Linked DNA regions of Mus musculus: all the other regions are linked to region 4. The links are chromatin loops, found by intact Hi-C in ENCODE. Cell type or tissue: heart. All regions are shown on one strand.

What was found. Hi-C counts contacts between places; a loop is a spot of excess contacts. Peaks named below come from ENCODE experiments on the same cell type or tissue, not always from the same donor. Only the 100,000 strongest peaks of a DNase experiment are listed, where the experiment ranks them.
Region 1: a loop joins it to region 4, with 3 times the contacts of the local background. A loop is called at or near these places in 2 of 42 quality-filtered maps.
Region 2: it touches region 4 in a loop (3-fold over the local background); 3 of 42 quality-filtered maps call a loop at or near these places.
Region 3: it touches region 4 in a loop (4-fold over the local background); 4 of 42 quality-filtered maps call a loop at or near these places.
Region 5: it touches region 4 in a loop (3-fold over the local background); 6 of 42 quality-filtered maps call a loop at or near these places.

What each region holds. Positions count from the first base shown.
Region 1 is chr7:29,232,278-29,237,277 of GRCm38, forward strand. It overlaps Kcnk6 (potassium inwardly-rectifying channel, subfamily K, member 6), which reads right to left and starts at 245. Exons shown (of 3, transcript NM_001033525.3): 1 at 1-245. The coding sequence starts at 206. In heart, a CTCF peak has its summit at 2,602 (motif pointing left); DNase peaks (open chromatin) are centred at 304 and 1,634; H3K4me3 peaks cover 833 bases; H3K27ac peaks cover 999 bases; H3K27me3 peaks cover 456 bases.
Region 2 is chr7:29,177,802-29,182,801 of GRCm38, forward strand. Psmd8 (proteasome (prosome, macropain) 26S subunit, non-ATPase, 8) reads right to left here and starts at 2,872. Exons shown (of 7, transcript NM_026545.3): 1 at 2,476-2,872; 2 at 1,342-1,414; 3 at 1,118-1,220. The coding sequence starts at 2,844. It overlaps Catsperg1 (cation channel sperm associated auxiliary subunit gamma 1), which reads right to left. Exons shown (of 28, transcript NM_001368407.1): 26 at 4,436-4,528; 27 at 4,232-4,331; 28 at 3,731-4,125. The coding sequence ends at 3,871. In heart, CTCF peaks have their summits at 527 (motif pointing right) and 3,014; DNase peaks (open chromatin) are centred at 1,700 and 2,860; H3K4me3 peaks cover 2,443 bases; H3K27ac peaks cover 1,674 bases.
Region 3 is chr7:28,764,038-28,769,037 of GRCm38, forward strand. It overlaps Nfkbib (nuclear factor of kappa light polypeptide gene enhancer in B cells inhibitor, beta), which reads right to left and starts at 2,607. Exons shown (of 6, transcript NM_001306222.1): 1 at 2,207-2,607. The coding sequence starts at 2,385. Sirt2 (sirtuin 2) reads left to right here and starts at 2,715. Exons shown (of 16, transcript NM_022432.4): 1 at 2,715-2,830; 2 at 3,595-3,641. The coding sequence starts at 2,815. In heart, a CTCF peak has its summit at 2,419; a DNase peak (open chromatin) is centred at 2,604; H3K4me3 peaks cover 2,494 bases; H3K27ac peaks cover 1,512 bases.
Region 4 is chr7:28,979,755-28,984,754 of GRCm38, forward strand. Eif3k (eukaryotic translation initiation factor 3, subunit K) reads right to left here and starts at 2,134. Exons shown (of 8, transcript NM_028659.3): 1 at 1,920-2,134; 2 at 690-788. The coding sequence starts at 1,978. It overlaps Map4k1 (mitogen-activated protein kinase kinase kinase kinase 1), which reads left to right and starts at 3,100. Exons shown (of 32, transcript NM_008279.2): 1 at 3,100-3,300; 2 at 3,461-3,518; 3 at 3,636-3,726; 4 at 4,329-4,393. The coding sequence starts at 3,202. In heart, a CTCF peak has its summit at 2,237; DNase peaks (open chromatin) are centred at 2,247, 3,047 and 3,547; H3K4me3 peaks cover 2,838 bases; H3K27ac peaks cover 2,262 bases.
Region 5 is chr7:29,299,571-29,304,570 of GRCm38, forward strand. It overlaps a transcript of Dpf1 not described here. Among named protein-coding and RNA genes, the nearest start is that of Dpf1, 5.9 kb to the right of the region's middle. In heart, CTCF peaks have their summits at 1,923 (motif pointing left) and 2,132; DNase peaks (open chromatin) are centred at 4,281 and 4,911; H3K4me3 peaks cover 1,236 bases; H3K27ac peaks cover 790 bases; H3K27me3 peaks cover 3,225 bases.

The DNA.
Region 1 (5,000 bases), 250 kb after region 4:
GCCGCCAGCACCCGCTCCACGAAGGCATCCAGGGCGTGAGCCGCCACGCACGGGCTGTGCTGTAGCAGCTGCTCCCGCAGGGTCCCCAGTTCTGCCCGCAGCCGGGCTTCGTGAGGCCGCTCCAGCCGCGCCACAAGCAGCGCGCCCAGCGCCAGGTACCCGGCGTAGGCGGCCAGGGCGCTAGCCAGGAGCGCGCCCCGCCGCATGGTGCCCGTACAGCCCCGACACCCGCTGACGTGGCCCCCGCCGGCCCACCGCCCGAGGTCCGCTTTTAGTTCCGGGAGCTCCAGGCGCGGCCACCGACGCCCCGAAGAGGAAGAGGAAAAGGAAAAAGGGGGAGGAGCGGGGCTGGCGGAACGCCCTGACGCTGGGAAACTGAGGCACGCCCAAACACCTGGTGTAGGTACAGGGACACCGGAGGGTGGAGTTCGACGCTCCGGGATCGGGGAGTCAAATGGGATGGGAAGGGCTGCGGAGTCCTTTCCTGCCTGAAGTTCCTTGCAACTCTCCTCCTCGCGACTCCTTAACTCAGATCTGAAACTCTCCTCCGAAGTGGGAGCTTTCTGTTTGTAACCTTTTTTTTTTTTTTTTTTTTTTTCTCGAGACAGGGTTTCTCTGTGTAGCCCTGGCTGTCCTGTCTCACTCTGTAGACCAGGATGGCCTGGAACTTAGAAATCTGCCTGCCTCTGCACTGTACCCAGTGTTTGCTTGAGGCACTAAGACGTGGGATAAGTTGTGGGTGGGTGGGAGGGGCCTACGATTTCGGAATAATTGACCAGGAGTCAGGGGGCATTGTTGGAAGACCTCTGTCTCAATAAATAAACAATACATTGCTTACTTTCATGGTGGCGCACCCCTTTTATCCAGCACTCAGGAGGCAGAGGCAGCTATATTTCTGAGTTCAAGCCAGCCTGTGTACATAGTAAGTTCCAGGGCTACATAGTAGGACACAGTCTCAAGAAACACAGAACACACACAAAAATGAGCAAATAAATTTCGGATGTGGTTGTGGTGGCTTGCACATAATAACCTTAACATTTGAGCAATAGACTGGGCCATCACCGGCTCCAGGCCAACCTGGGCTACCTAGTGAATACCTGTCTCAAAAGGTGTGGTGGAGTGGCTGGAGAGAATAGCTAAGAGTATTAGTTGCTTCTGCAGATGACCTGGATATAGATATGTATATAGATATGTATATATCTATATCCAGGGTAGGGACTCCCTTTTCCTGGAGGCTGAGATGTTCCTACGTACATTAGAAAAGTTAAAGGTAGAGCAGCAAAGCCCCGTCTCAAAACAAAACAAAAACCAACAACAAACTAGTAAGTAGCCTAGGGGGTGGCTCACTTCTTTAATCCCAGCACTTGGGAGGCAGAGACAGAGGCAGATGGATCGCTCTGTGAGGGAAGCTTGCTCTACAGAGGGAGTTCCAGGTCAGCCAGGGTGACAAAGTGAGACATTGTCTCAATAGTAAATTAATAGGTAAAACTGAAAGCAGGGTTTCCCTTATTTTTCTCCTGTAGGTCCCCTCACGTCCCTCTATGACGTGGACTCAGTGCTCTCCTTACTGCTGTGTGGAGGGCAGACCAGAATCCTCCCACAACCAGACCGCAGCTCTGATACACGCAACAAGCTCTATTTATAAAACTGTGGTAATTCTTGGGACAGAGCCCAATTTAGGGCTGGCAGTCTGTAGGAAGAGATGCCTGATAATAAAAACCAGCAACAATAGCTACAATGTCCCTGGACTTAGTCAGGCGCTGTCTGTGTACATATGCCCTTTATCAAGGCCTTCATCCTCCCACACGATTCCCAGTAAACAAAGGGGAAATTAAAGCTGAAAACAGAATGTAGGAACTGGCCAGATGGATCAGTGGTTACACACACACACACACACACACACACACACACACACACACCAAGCCTAAAGACCTGAGATCAATCCCTGGAGCATGGTGAAGGTGAGAACTGATTCCTGTAAGTATCCTCAGACCTCCATTAGGCCAGTGCCCACTCTCATGCCCACACACAGATGCACGTATACACACCAAACACACACAAAATGGAGTAAGAGTGCACGTCTGTAATCTTAGGACTGAGGAGTCTGAGAGGCAGGAGGACTGGAGGCACAAGGCCATCCACCCTCAGGTACATAGTTCAAGAACAGCCTGGATCATGTGAGAACCCTGTCACAAACAAACATAGAAGGAGGCAGAACAGACAGCCATGGTGGTGCTCACTTATAATCCTAGCAGTAAAAGGAGGGAAAGGCAGGAGAATTACAAAAGTCTCAGGTCTGGAGAGACTGCTCAACAGCTAAGCGCACTTGCTACTTTTGCACAGGACCCGGGGTTCAGTTCCCATCCTCACATGGCCGCTCACACCCATCTGTAACTCATTTTCCAGAGGATCCGCCTCTTTTGACCTCTGAAGGCACCAGGCCCACATGCAGGCAAACTGTCGATCCGTACACACATAAAAACATGTATAATATCTTCTCTGAAAAGATTAAAAGCAAAAAAGAATATTGTTGAGTTCACATCATTCATGTTACAGGGCTCACTCCAGTTCCAGGGGGAATCTAGTGCCCTCTACAGACCGCTACAAGAACTGCACCCAAGTGCACATACTCCCTACATACTCTCACACACACACACAGCTTAAAAAATGAAAATAATTTTTTTAAAAGCTCAGCCTAGCCAGGCAGTGGTGGCACACGCCTTTAATCCCAGCACTTGGGAGGCAGAGGCAGGTGAATTTCTGAGTTTGAGGCCAGCCTGGTCTACAGAGTAAGTAGACCAGAGAGAGCCAGAGCTACACAGAGAAACCCTATCTCAAACAAACAAACACTGGGTGGTGGTACCACACACCTTTAATCCCAATTCTGAAAAGGCAGAAGGTTCAAGGCCAGCATGGTCTACAGAGCTAGTTCCAAGACACCCAGAGCTACACAGAGAAACTATGTCTTGAAAAACCAAAGAACAACAACAACAACAACAAAAGTTGAGTCAGTACTACTGTACAGATTTTTTTTTCCAGTATCCATCTTTTCTTTTTTTCCATTTGTGCTGGTGGGATTTGAACTCATGGCCTCATGATGCAGCACAAACAACCAACAGAGGTGTAGCCCTAGCTTTCATGTCACTGTTTCCTAACCGATACAGAAATGTAAGGATTTACCTGGGCTGTATACCGAATGAGAGGTGAGTAATGTTGTGGAATGATATTCGGGGCTGAGTATAAAGCTCAGTAGTACACCTCTTGCTCGGCTCATGTGGAACCCTAAGTTTAATCTTCAGCACCTGTAAATGAAAACAGTATTATATGTAGACATATGTGTGTGTGTGTGTATGTAACATATATGTATACATAATGATTTAAAGTCTGTGGAAGGATTACACATGTTACATACAAATACAAGCCCAATTTATCCCTGACCTCTTTGTTGTTAGTTCTTTTGTTTTCTAAGACAGGGTTTCTCTGTGTAGCCTTAGCTATCATGAAACAGGATCTGTAGACTCAGAACTCTGCCTGCCTCTGCCTCCCCAGTGCTGGGAGTAAAGGCGTGCACCACCATTGCTATACCTATCCCGCCCTGCTTTTTTCCCCTAAATTAATTTTTATTTTTATTTCATGTGCATTGGTATTTTGCCTGCATGCATGTCTGTGTGAGGCCGTTGGAGCCTTTGGAACTGGAGTCATAGACAGTTATGAGCTGCCATGTGGGTGCTGGGAACTGAACCCAGGTCCTCTGGAAGAGTAGACAGTACTCTTAACTGCTCAGCCATCTATCCAGCCCCACCCCACCCCCACCCCCTTATTTGAGACAAGGTTTCTCTGTGTAGCCCTGGCTGTCATGGAACTTGCTCTGTAGACCAGGCTGGCCTCGAACTCAGAAATCTGCCTGCCTCTGCCTCCCGAGTGCTGGGACTAAAGGCACGTGCCACCACGCCTGGCTCTCTCTCTCTCTCTCTCTTTTTTTTTTTTTTTTTTTTTTGGAGATTATTTTAAGTAGTTCACTTGAACTCAGTATAAACCTAAGGATGGTCTTGAACTTCTGAACCTCCTGCTACCACATCCCGAGTGCTGGGATTGCAGGTGTGTGCCAACACACCTAGCTGCACTATTTATATAAAAGACATGCACATTTGAGGATTCTGCAATACGCAGGGATTCAACAGACACCTATATATAGACAGATGAATATATATATATATTTTTAATTTTTTTTTTCACACAAGAGGCCTACAGCAAGCCCAAAATGTCTGCCTTATTGATTTTTTAAAAAGGTCACAGATAGATGGATTTAGACAAGAAGAAGGCTGAGAATGAGAAGTGGAGGTAGTGCCTAGGAGTCAGACTCTAACACGAAGCAAAATGATGTGGATGTATCTCAGCAAAGGACTGCATCTGACACAGGTTTCCTCCCTAAGGAGCCATTGCAGAAGAGGAAAGGGAAGCCACAGGACAGGGTCATTTGCTGACCATCTCCTTCTGGAGTGCTATCACTTCCCAGAGGCATTTCCGACTTTTTTTTGTCTTTGATAAGCAGAAAAAAGGACAGAAGGGGCCAGCCATGGGTCGTGGTGGCACACACTGTAATCCCTGGATTTGGAAGGTAGAAGCAGGAAGATCAGGGTTCAAGGATGTCTTTACCTTAATGAGTTCGAAGTCAACCTAGACTGTGTAATGCCCTTTCTCAAATCAAAAGAGGTAGGGGCATACTAAGGAAGAGAAAAAGAGACACTGAGGGACACACAGGAGGAAGTTAGTTTTCAGGGTTCTATGCTCAAAGTTGTGCTTGTGTGCATTCAACTGTGAGGGCTGTATGCACCTCTGGTGGACAGAAAGCTTGAAGGAAAAGAGCCATGTGAGAACATTTTTATGAACTTCTGGGAAATTGCCTAAAGGTACCTTCGAAGAAAGTTACCAGTTCTTCTGAACTAATATGCTGAGGGCCTCTTTTTCAATCTTTTTTTTTTTTTTAAAGATTTTATTTA
Region 2 (5,000 bases), 200 kb after region 4:
TAAACAAGACATGGGGTACACACCTGTAATCCCAGTCACTTGGAGGTACAGGGAGGAGTATCCAAAGTTCAAGATCGGAAGGGCTACTGCACAACTGAGTTCTCAGCCAGCTTGGGGCACATAAGGCATAGCCTCAAAGAACAAGAGCTCAGGGGCAGCTGGGGGGTGGGGGGGCTGGACAGATGGCTCGGTGGTTAAGAGCACTGACTACTCTTCCAGAGGTCCTGAGTTCAATTCCCAGCAGCCACAGGGTGGCTCACAACCATCTGTAATGGGATCTGATGCCTCTGGTATGTCTGAAGACAGTGACAGTGTACTCACATACATAAAATAAATAAATCTTAAAAACAAAACAACAACAGCTGGGTATTGTGGCCCACGCGGTTAATCCCAGCACTGGAGGCAGAGAGTCAGGCGGATCTCCAGGCCAGCCAAAGCTACACCGAAACAAACAAAACAAACAAAAACACAAAAACCCCACAACAACAACAACAAAAAAACCAGCAGGGGGCAGCACTACATATAATCTCCAGGTGTAGACAGGTGGACCACCTTGAACCCAGTCTCAAACAAAATAAAACAACCAGCACTTTGTGAAGCAAAGCAGCATCCTATTGGCTGTTGTAGACATGCCAGCTAGAGGGAAAATGAAGGGGTAACTCAGAGCCACACTGGGTACAGGGGACATAGTGTGGGACTAGATAAGGGAAAACAGATTGGATGGAGGGGCTGAAGAGATGGCTCAGCAGTTAAGAGCACTAGATGCTTGAAGAGCTCTGCACTTTCAGAAGTCCTGAGTTCAATTCCCAGCACCCATGTAGCAGCTCACAACCATCTGTAATAGGATCCCACGCATTCCTCTGGTGTTCAGACATACAAGCAGACAGAGCACCCATATACATGGAAATACACAAATAAAATCAAACTGTTTAGAAACGTACAGAACCAGACTACATAAACCCAGTCTCAAGATCTCTAATCTTCTGGCCCTCCAGCTTCTGGGGACAGAGCTGAGAACGGCAATGGTTCTCAGGCGAAGAAGGCAACGGAGGACGCCAGATACACAAGGAACTACCCACTCCTGCTCCAGTCCCCTCCCTAGAGGGCCCAACCTCACTTGTAATCAAAGTAGTAGCATTTGAGTTGGGCCATGTAGCGCTCGAAGGAGGGAATGTCTTTGCACAGGATGCTCCACTGGGCCCCGATCTCCAGAATGTCACCTGTAGGTAAGGGGACAGGGGCTCTCAGGTGGTGGCTGGAATCCCTCCTGGGATCACCACCCCAGTCATTCCTACAATGACCCCAGGCCCATCACCCTCCACCAACCCTAGTGACACTCACGGGCCAGAATGAGTTGCTGTTTAGTCAGTTTGGTCCCCGTGGTTGGCAGGAAATTGAGCTCAAGCAGAACCAACTGAGGGGGAAGGAATGAGGACGAGATTTCAAATATAGATTACTTACGTTCTCTGGACTTTTATGTTCCTACTTGGAAAAGCTTGCATGCATCCTAACCCACACAACTGCCATGAATATTAGTGGAGTCAGACCTTGTAAAGCAAACACCAAAGGGCCCAAGAACACGGAGCGTACCAATTGGATTACCTCATCTTACAAATATTAGTAACTCCACTGAGAAACACGAGGCACTTGGTGCCTGACCCAGGGGGATCATGGGGTAGGGAGACGCCCATGACCTCAATTCTTCCTGTTGCTATATTTAGCTTGTTTTAGGTTTCTCTCTTGTTTAAGACAGCATCTCCCCAGGCAGGCCAATCTAGTCTAGAACTGGAGAGCCTGGTGTGAGCCTCTCGAGTGCTAGGATTACAAGTGTGGGACATCGTGTTCAGCCATTATATGCAGGTCTGGGAAGACCTCCACCACAGTGTGCCCGAGAAGGGGTAACAAGGAATGTGGGGCATTCCTTTTCCCTCCCCCCCCAGTCCATCCCAGACACCATTCCTTAGTAAACTTGGGAACCTAACACATATTTTGTTGTTGTTTACTTATTATTATTATATATATATTTTGAGACGAAGTCTATGTAGCCCAGCCTCCTCAAACTCGCTATTGAAGACCAGACTGGCCTTCTATCCGCCTGAGTGTGTTTACAACCGAAACGTGTGCTCTTCTAGGTTCGTTTTTGGCTTCAAACTGTTCCTGTTGCCCCTCTTCACACAGGTGTTTCCTAACCTCTGCTCCCTCACAGCTTACCTGGGCTTTATTTGCCACACATTCCCTCAACGTCCCGTCACCTCAGACTTATTCTTTTCACTATCTCCCCGTTTGTCACTGATCCCACTCCTTCCTGCCTCCCTCCAAGTAACAAAGCTCGAACCATCTCATTCGATTCTGCCAGAACCAATCTTTCCATCATCACTCCCTTAACGACACCTCAGGGCCCGCTCTACCAGCCTCGATCTCCCGTCTGTCACCTTCCCCCAGGCATTAGGCATCTAGGACCCGGCGACCTCTTACCTTCAGGCGGCCCAGTTCTTCTCCACATTTACTAAGGTTCGGGTTCTTCCGGTTCCACTCGTCCTTGAGTTGCTCGTACATGCCGGCCGCTGCCTGCAGGATCCCGACCGAGGTGGCCGCGGGTCCGGAGCTCGAGACGGTGGTCGACCCGTTCACCGTAGCCGCTGTGGCCGCCATCTTCCGTGATGCGGCAAGCCGCCGACCCGACTTACGGCAGCGACGCCGGGCAATGGACTCCCGGCGGAAATGAGGCCGGGAGGTGGAGCCCAAAACTGGAGGCGGAGCTACCACTGCCAGTTTCCGCCCCCCGCGGGAGGAGCGCCGCGGCTCTCCTCGGGGTGTCTTCGCAGCCCGACCCTTAATGAACATGCCGCAGCTCCGCCTCTGCTGTCATTCAAAATGGCGAACGGAAGTCCGTTCGCTCCAACTGAAAACAATGCCCACAATGTCCCGCCCACCTGTAGTCACCATGGCCACCCTCGCTGGCTTCGGCCTGTGGAATGTCCATCTTAAGGGTACCGCCTCTACGTCAAGGGGTGGCGATGTGGAGCCATTTGGAAAACTTGTCAGGTGTCACTACATAGGCAGGCTGAGAGAGGACTAGCAGGTGAGATTTAAGATTAGGCGTTCGTGTTTATCAGAGCATCATTCTTCCACGTTTTTTTCAGACTCTTTAAAAAGATTTATTTATTCATTTTATGTATATAAGTACACTGTGGCTGTCTTCAGACACCCCAGAAGAGGGTATTTGATCCCTTTATGGATGGTTGTGAGCCACCATGTGGTTGCTGGGAATTTTAGTCAGGGCTTCTGGAAGAGCAGTCAGTGCTCTTAACCACTGAGCCATTTCTCTTATTTTCTCTTATTCCATTTTTTTCTTATTTTTGAAATTAAAATAGAATTACAGACCGAGCTTTGTGGTTCACGCTTTTAATCCCAGCACTTGGGATGCAGAGGCAGGCGGATCTCTGAGTTCCAGGCCAGCCTGGCCTACAGGCATGCGTGTGTGTGTGTGTGTGTGTGTGTGTGTGTGTGCGTGCATGTGCCCATGTTGAGGTCAGAGGACAGCTTCACAGAGTCGGCTCTCTCTTTAGATCTCATGAGGCCTGGGGATCAAACCCAGGTTGTCAGGCTTGAGAGCTCCTTTATCTGCTGTGCCATCTTGAAAATAAAAGATTCTGACATCATTCTGACAGTTAACTACAGCTGTGCTGGTACAAACCAAGCGGACGTGAGCCTTTCTGAGGACTCGGGACTGATTCTGCAAGGAGGCTTTATTAGGGTCTGAATGAGACATGAGCATTCTAGCCAACCAGAAAGTCCTGGGGAGGTGGCAGGCTGCATTCCCATGAGGAGAGGCCTAAGGGTTCATGAGGAAGAGTACAGACCAGGGACTCAGGCCACCTTTGCTCTCTTAGCTTGAACATTGTCCTCTTTGGTACCTGGTCTGGAGGGACCCTCAAAACTTCCCTCTGAGCTGTGAGAATGGAGGGTGAAGCCCCCAGAAGAGGAGGAAGATGAATAGGTCTCTGGTGCCATCATGTTGTGAATCTTCCAGCGAAATGAGACCCAGGCCTTCACTATGTGAGGCCACACGAGGCAGAACAGGATGTAGAAGACAACCAGGGCTATAAAGAAGCTGGTAGACACCTGCAAGCCCAGTACAACAGTCACAAGGGGTCGGGGTTGGGGTTGGGGTATAGTAGTAGGTGAACCCCCTGCCCACCCAGTAAGGAAGCCTTTGGCTGCCACTCACCATAACAATGAAGGAGGACCGCTTGCTGCTGAGCGGTAGCCCATGGATGTGCACTATAAAGGTGAGCTTGTAGTCACAGTATGTGCTATTGTCTACACCTCTGGTGAGGGAATGGAGTCCAGGATTGAGTTAAATGTCAAGGGACAATCTCAGCACACTGCATCCCCACCCTCAACATACACCTAGGCTTTATGCCTGGCTTACCTATTGCTCACTAACAACTTGAAGAAGAACTCAGGTGGGTAGATGCTTTGGGGGATGATGTCATAGCAAGGGGAGTTCTCCAAGCACAGCCACCTACAAGTCCAAAAGTAGACAGCTGTAGCACCTACAGTCCAGGGGAAACACTAATTTCTCCAATCTGCCTGCTGCTTGGTGACTATGGTGCTTCAGACTGAACTTGGGGCCTCATGAGAGTTAGGCAAGCATTCTACTGCTGGGCCAAGACTCAACTCATTGCAGTACTGCAGGCAAGCACCCTCCAACAGAGCCACACCTCCAGTCTCTAGTCTCAGAGAGTAAGGCTGTCTGAGCACCAGCCATCAAGCAGTCTGGCTGCTCAGTTGCTACCTGCTGCCTCCACCTGCCAACTGATCTAGATGTTGGACTAAATACCTACTGTATGCCACCTTCATCCCACAAGTACAGTCTGGACACCAGCTAAGTACAGACTCACATCTTTTCTCACTAATTCCCTCTTGTCCATTATTCAATAAACCCAGATCGAACATGGTCTTGGGTGCAGTTGGTTAATTTGCCCATTTTGAAG
Region 3 (5,000 bases), 220 kb before region 4:
CAGCACCTACATTGTGGCTCATAGCCATCCCTAACTCCAGTTCCAGGGGATCCAACATTTATACACATAAAGTAAAATTATTTGGGAAGCAGGGGCAGACATATCTCTGAGTTCAACGTCAGTCTGCTCTACATAGAGAATTCCAGGACAGCCAAGGCTACACAGAGAAACCCAATCTCAAAAAACCAAAAATAAATAAAATAAACCAAAGAAAAATTTCATAATGTGTAGACAGAATCTCTTATAGGCAACACCTGTCAATAAAAAAGCAAACGGCCAATGAGCTGAAGCAGGAAATAGGAGGTGGGACACTGGCAGGAAAAGAAAGGATTCTGGGAAATAGTGAGAGAATAAAAGGAGACACAGGGAGAGACACTGGAGGAGTCACTGAGAGAGACACCGAGAAAGACGATGCTAAGGAAGAAGCAGGCCCGAGACTGAAGGAAAACATAGAATGATTTAAATGGGTTAAATAAGTTATGTGTTAGCTATGGAATGGGCCAAAGCTTGTAGCCAAGGCATTTATTAATAAATAGTTAATGCCAGAGTCCTTATTGTTGGGAATTAAGTGGCCGGAAGAAAAAAAAAAAAGGATTCATTTTTTTTTACAGTAGTGTTCAAGGCTAGCCTGGGCTACATAGTGAGACACTGACTTAAAAGGGGGGTGGGGTTGGAGGCTGGGAAATGTTTTGCTAAGTAAAGCACAGTGACCTTAGTTTAGAACCCACATAAGAAAAAGCTGGGTGTGATTGTAAGTATTTATAGTCCCAACACTAGGGAGGAGAACCCTGGAATGGAGCACAGTGGTGCGCGCCTTTGATCCCAGCACTCCGGAGGCAGAGGCAGGTGGATGAGTTTGAGGCCAGCTTGGTTTACATAGTGAGTTCCAGGCCAGCCACCCTGTCTCAAAGAGGAAGAGGAGGGTAGAGAGCAAGAGATGACCGCTGAGGCTCTCAGGCCAGCTAGTCTAGCCTACGTGCTCAGTGCAGCCCAAGGTTGCCCTCTAGTCCACACACACACACACACACACACACTCCCCAGGCGGGATGTAGTGATACCCACTTGGGAGCTGAAAGCAGGAGAATGAAATGTTCAAAGCTATCCTCAGCTACAAAGTAACCTCAAGGCTAGCCTGGGCTACATGAGACCGTCAAACACAAACAATCGAGAAAGGAAGGGGGAGGATAAAGAAAGCACAAAAACCAGACCCAAAGTAACCAGAGGGAAATAATAAAGGAACAGGAACCAACAAAGTAGAAAGTGAAAACTAAGGCAACTACTCCTGGCTCTTTAAGATGAGTGTTTGTTGGGTTCCCCTCATGGGTCAGGCACTGAGTCACTGGGCATACGCAATAAGCACAAAGGACAAGAAAATCCCGGGTACAATCCCTTAATGCACGCCGTCACCACAACCATCCCTTCTCCCCAGCTTATCTACTAATCAACATTTCCTACTCTTTAACCTTTTTTCAGTCACCCTCTCCTCCTTTTCCTCTTCCCTCCTTTTTGATACTGGGTCCTTCCAGGCTGTCCTCGGACTAGTGATCCTCCTGCCTCAGCCCCTCGAGTGCCAGAATGACAAGTGTGTACCATCACACTCAGCTAAACTAAAACCAGGGATTGGAAGGTGGTAGTTTGGGAGAAGCATTTGGCTAACAGATGAATCTAGCCTCATAGAATAGAGTTTCTACATCTTATGTAGCTCTGGCTGGCAGGGAACTCAATCAGGTGGCCTCAAATTCACAGAGATCCACCTGCCTTTGCCTTCCAAGTGCTGTGAGAGCCATGACACCCACCAGCTCAATTTCTTAACTGCAGGGTCAATACTGGACGTGTCAGCTTCAGAGACTCAGGGCCAAGAACTAGTTTTGAAATCAAAATCTGGCTTATACAAGAATAGCCAAAGACCAAAGACTACATCTGGAAGTAAGAGGTAAGAAGATGTGGGAACTAGAGTGGTCGGAAAGGTTCAGATCCGATTTGGGGATCAGGAGCTCAAATTTATAGAGTTCAAAAAAGGTGAGACACTTGACTGTGTGAAAGCGTACCAGTCTCACAATTTAGTGTTTGGGGGTTAAGGGCCAGGAAGTCCAGCATCGGAAATCAAGAGTTAGGAACGAGACGATACGAAGTCACAGGAATCGTAGGCTAAAGGGGACTCAGGTAAGATCCCAGGGCTCAGTCTAGTAATTTAAGGTTTACTCACGTGTCCCCATCCTCAGTGACGTAGCCAAAGACTAAGGGCGCCCACGACAGCTCTGGGCCAAGCTCTGCGCCCAGACCTGGTCCTCCGGGAGCCGCTGCGTCGGGACCTAGAGAGCCCAGGCCGCTGTCGCACCATTCATCGGCATCCGCAGTTTTCCCCAAGCACGCGACCCCGGCCATGGCCCCAGCCACCTCGGGTGGCCCCCTGTGGTCGCCTGCCTGTCGCTGGGCTCTGCGATGAGCTCCAGTGCTTCCGCCCTATCGGGAATTCCCCAACACGCCCCCTCATATACCCAATCAAAATGTTTTAAATAGCTACACCCCGCCCCTGTACTGCACCACAGCCAATCAGAAAAATGAGGTGGACATTCGCTCGCTGAGTTTCCCCACATTTTCCAGACGCCCTTTATCAATATGGCCGCCGGCGCCAGGCTTTTTGGGATTTGTAGTTTGATAACATGAGAGGCACATTGTACGAAAGCGGTTATGGGGATCGCATTGCCTGCCGGGAGTTGTAGTTCTCTATCCTATCTCGGCCTCTTCTTGTTTCCGCTGCCGTCACGGGACAGAGCAGTCGGTGACAGTCCCGAGGGCCCCCACCCCGTTCCCATGGCCGAGCCGGACCGTGAGTTAGGGGCCCTGTTGGGAGGGTGGGAGGGTCGGGCCGCGCCGGGGCCTGGCTTTGGGCTGCAGGCCCCGGGGCCCGAGGGTAGGCTCGGTGGGGCGGGAGACAGGATCTACCTGAAGGGAGTGGGATTCGGAGGGGTGTTGCTAAGTGGTCCGTATTACTAGGTTGGTTGGTTTCTGGATTGTGAAATGTAAGGGTCCGATTGTCAAGTTCTTAATGATCGCATTTCTCGTACTTTGGCTGCTGAGGACCCTCGTTGCTAAGGACCAAAGTTACCACTATCCCGGTTGCTAAGGTTGTCTGTTGTTAAGGGCAACTGTAGGATGGGTTCCGGGGACCCCTGTGGCCCCTTACTATCTCATTCCTTCAGTTCTTGTGCCTCTCCTAAACCTCCTACCTTCACTGCATCTCCTCTCCCACACTCAACTCTCAGCAGAAGTATCCCTACTTACGTCTCTTGAAAAACTTAGCCCTCCCTCATTCTCTCGACTCGCACATGCTACCATATCCTGCTTAACTCTGAAACCTTCCTTCAGTCCAGTCTCGCCTGCTTTCTCCTCCTAAAGATTCCCCTCCTCAGCCTTTTCACGTCACACATACCTCCACTCTAAAATATGCCTTTTCCCATCTCCGATAGTTTTACTACCATCCCTGACTCTGAAATAATTAGGTTGGTGGGTCCTCTTGTCCTCCACCATTGTGAGCCCTTCTGCTTAACTCTTTCCCCGCACTGTAACCACGTCTGCTCCCCTCCTCCCCAGCCTCTGACCCTCTGGAGACCCAGGCAGGGAAGGTGCAGGAGGCTCAGGTGAGATGGGGAAGGGGTGGAGGGAAGGAGAGACTTGGTTCCACGTGCCGCACTGGGGGGAGGTGGCAAGGGAAGGCTTTTACCCAAGGGCCCTTGGCTTATGGCCCTGATCCCCAAGCCCATCTGGGGATTAGTACAATCTCCTGGGAGAATGGTGGCTTCTTGGGACTGTCAAGGAAAATGTATAGCCTCAACCCCTGGTTCCCTTCCATATCGTCCTCGTTTCCTACTGTTGCCCATCCCATCCTCAGCCCCTTCTGAACCTCATTTGTGCTGGACCTGAAAGAGACGGTTTTCCAGTTCAATCCGCAAACTCAGATCCTATGAGGTGGGGGAAAGGACCCTATAGGGCACGTTATAAAAGTATCGAAGCTGGGTGTGGTGCCAGCCCCCTGTAATGCCAGCACATGGGGGGGGGCAGGGGAGGGGGGAAGTGAGGTAGGAGGATGGAGAAAGGAGAGGCAGCTTGGGCCATATGGTGAGACCCAGTCTCAAAAAAGGAGGGAGGAAGGGAGAGAGCATACCCCTGGAGTACCGGGCAAACTCTGTGGGTCAGAGATTATAGAAGATTCTAGCCAAACTCTCCCCTGGTGGAACCCACAAGCTGATCTAGGAACAAGACCAAGATATAGTCACAGTGTCGTATAAGTGAAGTGATAAGGGATTTTCTTAAATGAGATCGGAGGTGGTGTTCCATGCAGGGTACAGGCCTGAGAGCACGAAGGGATAGTAGATGTTTCAGTAGTTGGGTTGCTGGCGTGGTCATTTATTGATACTCTGCCTGAATTTTAATGTACATGACTTCATTTAATCTTTGCAGCATCCCAGTGAAGGGAAGGCCTCTCATGGCTGTGTTACAGATGAGCAGCTTACTTGGTGAAAACTGTTAACCCCTGTGTTCTTTGGGTAGAAAGGAAAGGGCTTGAAACTTATGGGGAAATGGGCTCCGAAAGATGCTGCAGCTTCAGTGGAGTGTAGATGAGCCATCTCAAAGATGTTTGAAGACACGTGCCAAGGCCTCCGGTTCCCCCAGAGGCCAGGTTGTCCTCATATACTCGAGGAGTGGTTCTCAATCTTCCTAATGCTGCAACCTTTTAATGTAGCTCCAACGGTGTGGTGTCCCTCCAACCATAAAATTATTTTGTTACTACTTCATAACTGTCCTTTTGCTACTGTTATGAACTATAATGTAAATATCAGATATGTAGGATATCTGATATGGGACCCCCCCCCCAAGAGAGGGTCGCTTGATCCCTAAAGGGATTGTGTCCCACAGGTTGGGAAACAGTGTACTGGACCATGCCTACAACCACTGAATGCCAGCATGCTCATCCTATGAGACCACACTTCGAAGGGAGG
Region 4 (5,000 bases):
ATCTGACGCCCTCGTCTGGATTGTCTGAAGTCAGCTACAGTGTACTTACATATAATAAATAAATCTTTAAAAAAAAAAAAAAAAAAAGCCCAGCTACTGTTTAAAAAAAAAAAAAAAAAAAAAAAGAAAGCAGGCCTGACCTAAGCTGACTCAAGGGACCCAAGGCTAGGCCATAAGGGCTCAACAGTGATTACCTAAGCTGGGGGGTTGATGGGGCAAAGCATGTGAGCCAAGAGGCAGTGAAACTAACAAAATGAATTTTCATTTACAATAATCTGTCTAGCAACACAACTGTTTATTGACCATCTTGTATGATTTTGGAATGGATTAAAGACAAAAACAGGGCTGGTGAGATGGCTCAGTGGTTAAGAGCACCGACTGCTCTTCCAAAGGTCCTGAGTTCAAATCCCAGCAACCACGTGGTGGCTCACAACCATCCTTAACAAAATCTGATGCCCTCTTCTGGAGTGTCTGAATGTACTTACATATAATAAATAAATAAATAAATAAATAAATAAAATAAAATAAAAAAGACAAAAACAAAACAAAAACTCCTAATCTGACCTTCTAAAACACCGAAGAGAAGTCCCATCTTGCAGCTTGCCCCAGGCCCCTCTGCACCAGGTTCCCTCTCCAGAGTGGCTTCCTGCTAGGCAGCTGTTCGTATGAGGGTGGGGACAGACACTCACAGTTTCAGGACGGCCAGGTTGGCCTCCAGATCATAGGCATTCTCTTTGGCTTGTGTCTCCACATATCGCTCCAGGGTAGCCAAGTTCTCAGGATTGTACCTGGAAGAGCATCAAGATGGGTGAACAGCCTGGCACAGTGGTTACATGCCTTTCATCCCAGCACCTAGGAGGCTGAGGCAGGACAGGAGGATTGCAAGTTTGAAGCTAGTCTGCAATTAATAGTGAAAACCTGTCTCAAAAGGAAAAAGGGAGCCGAGCAGTGGTGGCGCACGCCTTTAGTCCCAGCACTTGGGAGGCAGAGGCAGGCGGATTTCTGAGTTCGAGACCAGCCTAGTCTACAGAGTGAGTTCCAGGACAGCCAGGGCTACACAGAGAAACCCTGTCTCAAAAAACAAACAAACAAACAAACAAAAAAAGGGGGGGGGAAGATAGGGAGATAACTACACAGACAGACATGAGTAAACAAAGAGAAGAACAGAGGCTAGTCCTTAGGGACCACTGTAATTTGTTAACCTGAAATCACTCTCTTCTTCCTACAGCTTTTATTCTGGCCATGGGATATTCCTCACTTTGCTATTTTCTTTTTAAATAAATCTGTAGGAAGCTTTATTACATTCATTCGATCTTAAAATAAATAAGTTAGTCCCACCCACTGGAACTACCCAGATAGCTGATCAATTAACTGTACAACATCCAGTAAATGTTTTTCCTAACATGGGCCTCTAGCTAGCCCTACTTGAGCCCCTGGTCATGTCTAGGATGCCTCCAACCTCAGTCAGTCTCTGCAGCCCGTATGTTTTCCTGAACACCTTCTCTTCGATCCCGTTCTGACCCAGTTCCATCCTCTCCTGCCTATCTCAATACGTGGCTTGACCTGACCAGGCCCTGATCGCTCCTTATTGTCACTATCTGCTGAATGGGGTTGTCGCCAGGATGGAATGGGAACCTAAGTCCAGGAACGCAGGACCGGTTCCCGTTTCCATCACCTCCGGTCCCCACTGGCCAAATAGACATCAGAAAACACTATGTAGGATGGTCCACAAGGACAGAGAAGGAAGAGACTAAAAGACACCGGGAGTCTGTGGCAGCAGAAAAGGTAAAGTTGAGGGACGGAGAGAAACTTGGAGAAACTCCATCTCTGGAGGAGCGTGGAGCCCTGGCCACCCCTGGCTGGCTCCCCGTCTTCTCCACCCCGCTTGGCCAGAGAGCGCCCTTCAGCGGAATTCAGACCTGTCGATACCCTTGAGCAACTTGCCCACGTTCGCTCTCATCTGCTCAAACATCGCCATGATCACTGTTGCCTTCGGCAGCCTCAGCTGGAGTCGAACACCAGGCACGGTGCTTAGCACTAGAGGACCGGAAGAGAGGTGTAGGAAGCGGAACCTGCGTCACACCCTCCCTCCAGCTCCTACAAGGAAGGCAAAGGGAAAGGCGCTTTCAGCACCAGCGCCGGTTGTTTTTTTTTTTTTTTTTTTTTGTCTACCACGTGATTTCCTTCCAGCAGTTGTAACTTGCGCATGCGCAATGAGCTCACTTAAAAGAGACCAATAGCGTGAGAAAAGGTTTAGTCTGCCTTACTACGCAGGCGCCAGGAGGCGGGCTAAGCTTTTCCCGGGCCGCGCAAACTTAGTACTTAAGCTTCTGACGCGCGTGCGCTGGAGTTGTACGGGGAAAGGAGACTTTATTTTCTCTACGCATGCGTAGCCTTAAGCGTTTAGCCCCGTGAAGGGTTGCTGTTTCCTTTTCTTTGAGTTTAGTCGGGTGGGAGATGCTCTCTGAAGCCCTTCTTGTCTCCGACTTGGGTGCCTGAGACAGCATCTTGTATGTATCTTCACTTCCTCGCTGGTCCCCACTCGGTTCCGTACTGCTACAGTGCTGTTAGGAGGCCGGGAAGGCAAAAGACACCTGTAGTCTCCATCGGCTCTGCGTAGGGGCTACTAACAAGTGTTCCACGTCTGCCACAGATTCCCTACACGTTTGAAGCGTTGCACAGACATGTGCCATGCGGGCAGGTGCCCTGAGCTCAGCTGTCACTTAAGTCACATGCATGTGTCACGAGTAAACAGGTCTTCTGTGAAACCTAGCCAGCTTTGTGCAGACCTGCAACCTCTGGCTTGATTCCAGATCTTCAAGAACCCAGCAGAGGTTCAACCGTAACCTATGACTCCTCCCAAAATAGAGTGTTGGGGAGAGGGTGCTAGGTCAGCCCCAGGTTGCATTTAAGAACTTTTGCATCTTATTTACATAGTGTCCTTCAGTGGGTAAAGGGGAGTCCCATGGGTCCCAAGGCGATCAAACTCTCAGAACCCAGGGGACGGGGGTGGAGCCCTCTGTGCAGCCCTCTGCACAGCCCTGCAGCTGGGGCAGGAAGCGAGAGTGGGGAGGGGGAAGGCCACAGCCCACAGAGTCAAGGCGGGCCCAGGACTTGTGTGGAGACAGAAGGTAATACCAAAGCTTGAACCCTGAGGCCCTGTTGGCCCCCTGGGCACTGGCCCAGCCCCGGCCTCCAGGAATGGCCCTTGTGGACCCCGACATTTTTAATAAGGACCCTCGAGAACACTATGATCTACTGCAACGACTGGGTGGTGGAACTTATGGAGAAGTATTCAAGGTGAGAAAGCCCTTCTGTCTCCTCCACCACAACCCTGGGATAGTTGGGGAGAGGCTGGCAAGCAGGAGTGTAAGAGAATGCCAGGCCTTGGCCTTGGTTCAGAGATGCTGAGGATGGCAAGCTATGGAGTCTGCCTGATGACCAACTTCCCCTTTACAAGGCTCGCGACAAGGTGTCTAAGGACCTGGTGGCTTTGAAGATGGTGAAGATGGAGCCTGGTGAGAGCACCCCCAGAAACTTCTTCCCCATCCCCGCCCTTTCCTTCCTGGGATACAGGGACATTTCTGTAAGCCCCCGCTTGTAGCCCACCTTCGCTCTCCGGCCCCTCCCCACAGATGATGACGTCGCCACCCTTCAGAAGGAGATTCTCATGCTGAAAACTTGCCGGCACGCCAACATCGTGGCTTACCATGGCAGTTACCTCTGGTGATGTCTTAGCCCATCCCCCAACCCCAGCCCCTTAACTCTGACCAGGTCTCCACTCCTAAACTACCATTTGTGACCCAGATACCCTAACTTGACTTCCAACCTGAGGACTTTCACTTTTAATTGGGGCATCCCAGTCTGATTCCCAATCTGAAATTCTGCCTTTCTTACTGAGTGCCTGCTAATTTTTAAGGGCTAATCTAGAACCCTCCTCGTTGTTGTAATCAAATCTCTCACTAGTCTGCTCCCTGCATCACCCATTTTTATTCTGCTTCTTTAATTTGAGCTCTCAAATTTCTTGGCTCCCAAGATAATATCTCAGCTGCCTCAATAATGGCATCTTTTCCTCAAACCCGGGATTCTTTGTCTTGTCTGCTTCGCCATGGGTTCTCTGCCCTGTCCCCTAAATTACCTTGGGGTGGCAGTGGGGTGCTCTTGGGTTGGAACCCAAAGACCTAAAAATTGCTCTGGAATACACACTTCCTGGCTATCCTCAGCCTCTGCTGTCATGGGAACAGGACACTGTGTGGTGGGCGGGGGAGTGAGATAGCCCCGGGAGGTCTCACTACCATTGTAATCCCTGCTCTCTTGACGCCCTATAGGCTGCAGAAGCTGTGGATCTGCATGGAATTCTGTGGAGCTGGTTCTCTCCAGGACATCTACCAAGGTTAGAAGGACAAGGGGACAGAGGCCCCCTTCCACCACCAGTCCACCTCTCCTGTCTCTCTCTGTGCTTGTATCCTGGAAGCTGACTTCCCAGTCTACACCATACCATCAGCCCGTGCACTTGGCTGTTGCTGGGGATCCCATGATGGCCCTGCCCTCCAGCACCTGTGGGTCTTGCCTGTCTTTTCCTGGGCAATAATCCCCTTCACTTCCATGTCTCTATCTTTGTCTGGATGTCTATATTTTCTTGCCAAAAATTATTCCTGGGTTGGGGCAGTTTTGCATTTTCTTTTTTTCTTCTTTTTTGAGATGGGCTTCTCACTATCACCCCTGGTGTTGATATTCAAGGCATTTGCTACCATGCCTGGCCTATTTCTGCATTCTCCAACTCAGATTAGTTGTTCAGATTTTCAGGTAGGCAGTCAGTAAATTTCTGGGTCTAGCCTGCAGTCCACCTTTCAGGGAAATTTGAGGGTAGGAGTCCCATAGGCCTGTCATCCCTTCTGAGTCTCTCTCTCTCTCTTTCACACACACACACACACTTTTTTTTTTTTTTTTTTTTTTTTTTTTTTTTTTTTTTTTGCTATAGTGAGTTTTGAACCTAGAGT
Region 5 (5,000 bases), 320 kb after region 4:
CACTGGACCATCCCCGAGACTCTTATTGGATATCCTGCTGTTGCCTAGACTCGGAGTGGTAGTGCGGTTAGTCAGGGCTTCCTGGCATGGGATTGGAACCACACCTTCCTGCTTTGGATGCTGACAGGCTCCTCCACTGTCTCCCTTCAGGGGCTCCATGCCGCAGGTGGTCTCAGGCTCCTTGGAGCTGCTCTGAAGCAGGTACTGGGCACCACAGCCATCTTCAATCACAACCATGCTTCAGGTTTTCATCTTTGATGGCAATCTGGTTCTGCAGGACCAGCTCCTCCATGTGCTCCATCAGCTCATAGATGGAGCAGACATTGGGATGGACCAACTTGAAGTGCTGACTTGGGCTGGGCTGGTGCCAAGATGGTCAGCTTGCCAAAGCCAGAGCAGGCCTGGTTTTTGTTGGTTTGTTTCTTTGGTTTTTTGTTTGTTTGTTTGTTTTTGAAACAGGGTTTCTCTGTGTAGCCCTGGCTGTCCTGGAACTCACTCTGTAGACCAGGCTGGCCTCGAACTCATAGTGATCCACCTGCCTCTGCCTCCTGAGTGCTGGGATTAAAGCTTGCTCCACCACTGCCCCGTGGTCTTAGTGCTAGGGTTGCAGGTGTGCGCCATCAGGCCTGTCCCTTGTTTACCTTGAGACCTGGTCTCATTATGTCTCCCAGGCTGGCATCTACCTTGAAATCCTCTGCCCCATCATCCTCCACCTCCCTCCATGCTGGAGCTATCCACAGCCAGCTCCTCAGCTCCATGTCTCTGTTGCAGTTTGCCAAAAGGAAACGCAGTTCTGCCTTCCACTCTTCCAGCCACAGGTCTGGGTTTCTGGGGATGCTAGACTGCAGTCACATGGGGGGGGGAGGTAGGTGGTCTAACACCTATCTGCACCCCAGGATTTCTTCCCGTTTTGTCCACTCAGCCACACTCTGATGTCCCTCTCTGTCCTCTTGTTGGTTACTTCTGTCTCTCCACCTGTTGCCACTCTCCTTTCTAGATCTGTTTGTCTTGTCAGTTTCCACTCCCTCTGCATACCAAGGCAGCCCAACTCCCAGGCCTCTCTTTTATCTGCCCATGGCCTCCAGAACATCCCCGGAAGTCATAGTTGGAATCCAACAGGCTGGACACACCAGAGGCTGGACAACATGGCCTCTCTCACATGGACTCCCAGCCCAGGCTGCCCTAGCTCAGGGGATCCCACCTCAATCTCTCCAGTTGTCCAGACACAGACCCAAGCCATCTTTGTTATTCCAAAGACTTGCTCTCTTCCGCGTAAGTGGTGTCCGTTTTGCAGAACAGGCAGAATAACATTACACCCTAGTTGCATGGAAGCAACTAGAGCCTGTAGCTATGAATGAGCAAATAATTTGGGGGCTGGGGGTGGGGGAGGCAGGTTTTTTGTAGTTTAGTCTGGTTTCCAAATTGATACGTTGCTATGTCCTGGTATCGAGAGTTGACCTGACAGGAAAGGACAGACACTTGGACACATGTGAAGAAAAGCTGGGGCCAAGTGGACTGTGGTGGAAGGAGGTCTTTACTACTCAACAACTCAGAACCTCAGCAAAGGGTGTATGTGTGGCTAGGCCTGTCTCAGGGGGAGTCTCTGTAGGTGAGCTGACTCAGGGCTTGCCAGCAGGGGGAGACGCTTAGAAGCTGTAGCTGTTAGTTTTTGCACACTGTCAACATTTGCAGGCTAAGCTTTCCATCCACTTAGCTCAGTCAATCACAGGCAGGTACCATTGCGCCTATGATGCTTGGGGCCGGGGGAGGTGGGGAACAGACCTGGTGCCCAGGCCTTGAATAGGATTGGAGGTTCAGAACTAAGTCTGTGCCTCCCTGGCAGGCCCCAATATTTGGGATGTGGCTCCTCCATCCCAAAACACAAGAACCGGCTCTGCGGGACAAAGACCGAGCCATACTGCCCTCTAGTGGCCAGTCTTTTCGGTTCTGAAGGAAGAGAAGTGACCAAGGTTGGGGGCAGAGACAGATGGAGTTTGAGGCCAGCATGGTCTACAAATCTAGTTTCAGGACAACCAGATTACACAGAGAAACCCTTCCTCAAAAAAAACAAAACAAAACAAAACAAAAACAAAATATAGATGATGATGATGATGACACTGGTTTCCAGCACTTGAGTGGCAGGATGGTGAGGCATCATGGATGAAGGAGGTGAGAATACAGGGAACTTGCTAAGTGATCAGGACACTTAGGTCAGCCAGAAACACAGAAACATATCACCTTCAGGCAGTGGGTCAGGAGCTCCTTAGGGAGGTCCCATAGAACTCTGGGATAAATATACTTACTCATATTCTGCACCTTCCAGCTTGCTATGCAACCAAAGCCGGCCTTGAATTCCTGATCCTCCTGCCTCAGCCTCTGGAGAGCTAAGATCACCCTGACCAGACCCCTACTAACCTTTCACTTCTCTCTGCCCTGAGGCTACAGCCTGGGACTAGCCACTGGGTGAAGTCCCTAATACAGCAGCCTGAACCTGCCCCCAACTTAGGCTGCCCCAGGTGTGTGACAGCACAGCTGGCCACCTTACTACTTTTCTGCCTGCTGGATTTGTCCTCAGAAATGCACACGGGACAGAGGAGTGGAGCACAAGACTAATTTGGAATTTTATTCATTTATTCAGGCAGTGAGGACAGAGCTATGAATGAAACCACAAACCTTTGGAGCCAGCATTCTTTCTCCTTTCTTTCTTCCTTTCTTCCTTTCTTCCTTCCTTCCTTCCTTCCTTCCTTCCTTCCTTCCTTCCTTCCTTCCTTCCTTCCTTCCTTCTGTGTGTGTAGCTTCGGCTGTCCTGGAACTCACTCTGTAGACTCAGAGATCTGCCCGCCTTTTGCTTCCCAAATGCTGGGATTAAAGGCACACGCCACTGCCACTGAGCACCAGTGTTCTAATGAGGGCAGGCAGACAATGGATTAACTGATTAACTGTATATATAGTATAGGTATAAAGATTCAGAAGAAGATGTATTATTAGCTCAAGATCAACATGGTCAACTCAGTGAGAGACCCTTTGTCAAATAAAAAGTAAGAAGCCAGCTAGTCAGATGGCTCAGTGGAGAAGAGCATTTCCTAGCAACCTTGTCTCTGGGACTCACACTGTTGGAGAGTGCCCCCTCCCGTGTGTGCTGTCCCTCTCTCACTTCCACTCAAGGGCCGCAGACACAGCAGGAGTGCTGACTGAGCACACCACATTCACACGTGCATACAAAAGAAATACATTAAATATTAAAAAAAAAAAGTACAACAGGTGAACTGGCAAGCCAATCATGAGCCCTGAGCTTATCCCAGGCCCCACACAGTGGGTGGGGAGTCTTGTTAGCTGTTCTCTGACATTTGGGTAATGGGATTTGGTGATGGGTGTGGCGTGCACTAAGGAAGAAGGGCACGGAGGATGAACCTTCTCAGAACACGCTGCTTTCTCTGCAGTGATCGGTAAGAGCTCATACCACTTGCATCCTTGCTCACTCCAAACTTGCCTCTTTTTTTTTTTTTTTTCATACACCTACGGTAACTTTTATTTATTTTGGTTTTTCGAGACAGGGTTTCTCTGTGTAGCCCTGACTGTCCTGGAACTCACTTTGTAGACCAGGCCAGTCTCGAACTCAGAAATTCGCCTGTCTCTGCCTCCCAAGTGCTGGGATTAAAGGCGTGCGCCACCACGCCCGGCTGTACCTTTTATTTTTAAGATTTGGTTTTAGACTTATTTCCTCTGCATTAGTGTTTTCGCACCTTGTGCGTGTCTGGTGCTCACAGAGACCAGAAGAGGATGTCAGGTCCCTGGAGCTGGAGTTTTCAGGAGAATGTGGACAGCTCAATGTGGGTGCTGGGAACCCAACCTGGGTCCTTTGGAAGAACAAGAGGCGCTCTTAATTGCTAGAATGTGAACTCCTTGAGAAGAGCAGCGACTTTGTCATTGCTGTGTCCCCAGTGCCAAGGAGAGTGCCCGCCCATAGTTGCTATGTCAATGGACAAAGACATTGATTCAACCCTTCTGTTCTGGGACAGCTTTACAAGTTAGAGCCACTCAGATAAGTAGGGACAGAAAATATAAATACTCCTTACACCCTGTGGGTCATCCACATCCCTTGGGGTGGTGGCGGTAAGGGACTAGCTGGTGGAAGAAGCCCCAGCTGGGACCCAGGCATCCCCAGAGTGGGAAGGATGCGTTAGTAGGAAGCCCAGTCCCGCCCTGTATCCCCAGCAACCAATGAGTACGCCATACTCCCAACGGCCCCTGGGACGTGTAGTCCCTACAGGGGCGCCCTCGGGCGCCGCCGCGCGCCCCTAGACTCCAGGTCCCGTCGTGCGCCGGGAGGCGCGGGGATTGGCTGAGCCACGCCCCCGGCCCGCCCCGCTTCGCTCGCGCCGCAGCCCCAAGAATGAATGAAATCGTAGCGCGCTGGGCGGCAGAGCGGGCGGCGCAGGCCGGGCTGGGCCCGCGCTCAGCGGCAGCAGCAGCGGCGCCCCGGGCCGGAGGCGGCCCAGCCGAGCGGGCCATGGCCACCGCCATTCAGAACCCGCTCAAGTCGTGAGTGTCCCTTCCCCAAGTCCGAAACCCCTCCCTCAGGAGCGGGTCCTCCCCACCGCACTCCCCCGGGCCGGGTTGGGGGACGCAGCGCGTGGATGGTATAAATGGTACTTGAGGACCCCCTTGCGTCTCACTCCCCTGCTGACCCTCCACCCCCTATTGCCCCTGGGGTTAGGTACCGGAGCCCTTCTGGATCACCGGGGCGCCTCTTCTTTGTCGCTGTCAGTGAAGGAATGTGCCGCGGGCTAGGGGGTGGTGGAGGCCGTGTCCCCACCCAGAGTGGGGGTAGGGGCTTCACTCGCCTACTCATCTCTGCTCCTCGGAGTCTTTGGGGTGCCCGACTTCCCCGGGTGGGTGGGAGGTACCAACCTTTAAGTACAGACCAGGAGCCTCACGCATCTCACCCCATTCCCCCTCATCAAAGCAGCATCCTCTTGTCGGGTCTTTCTCCGGGAACC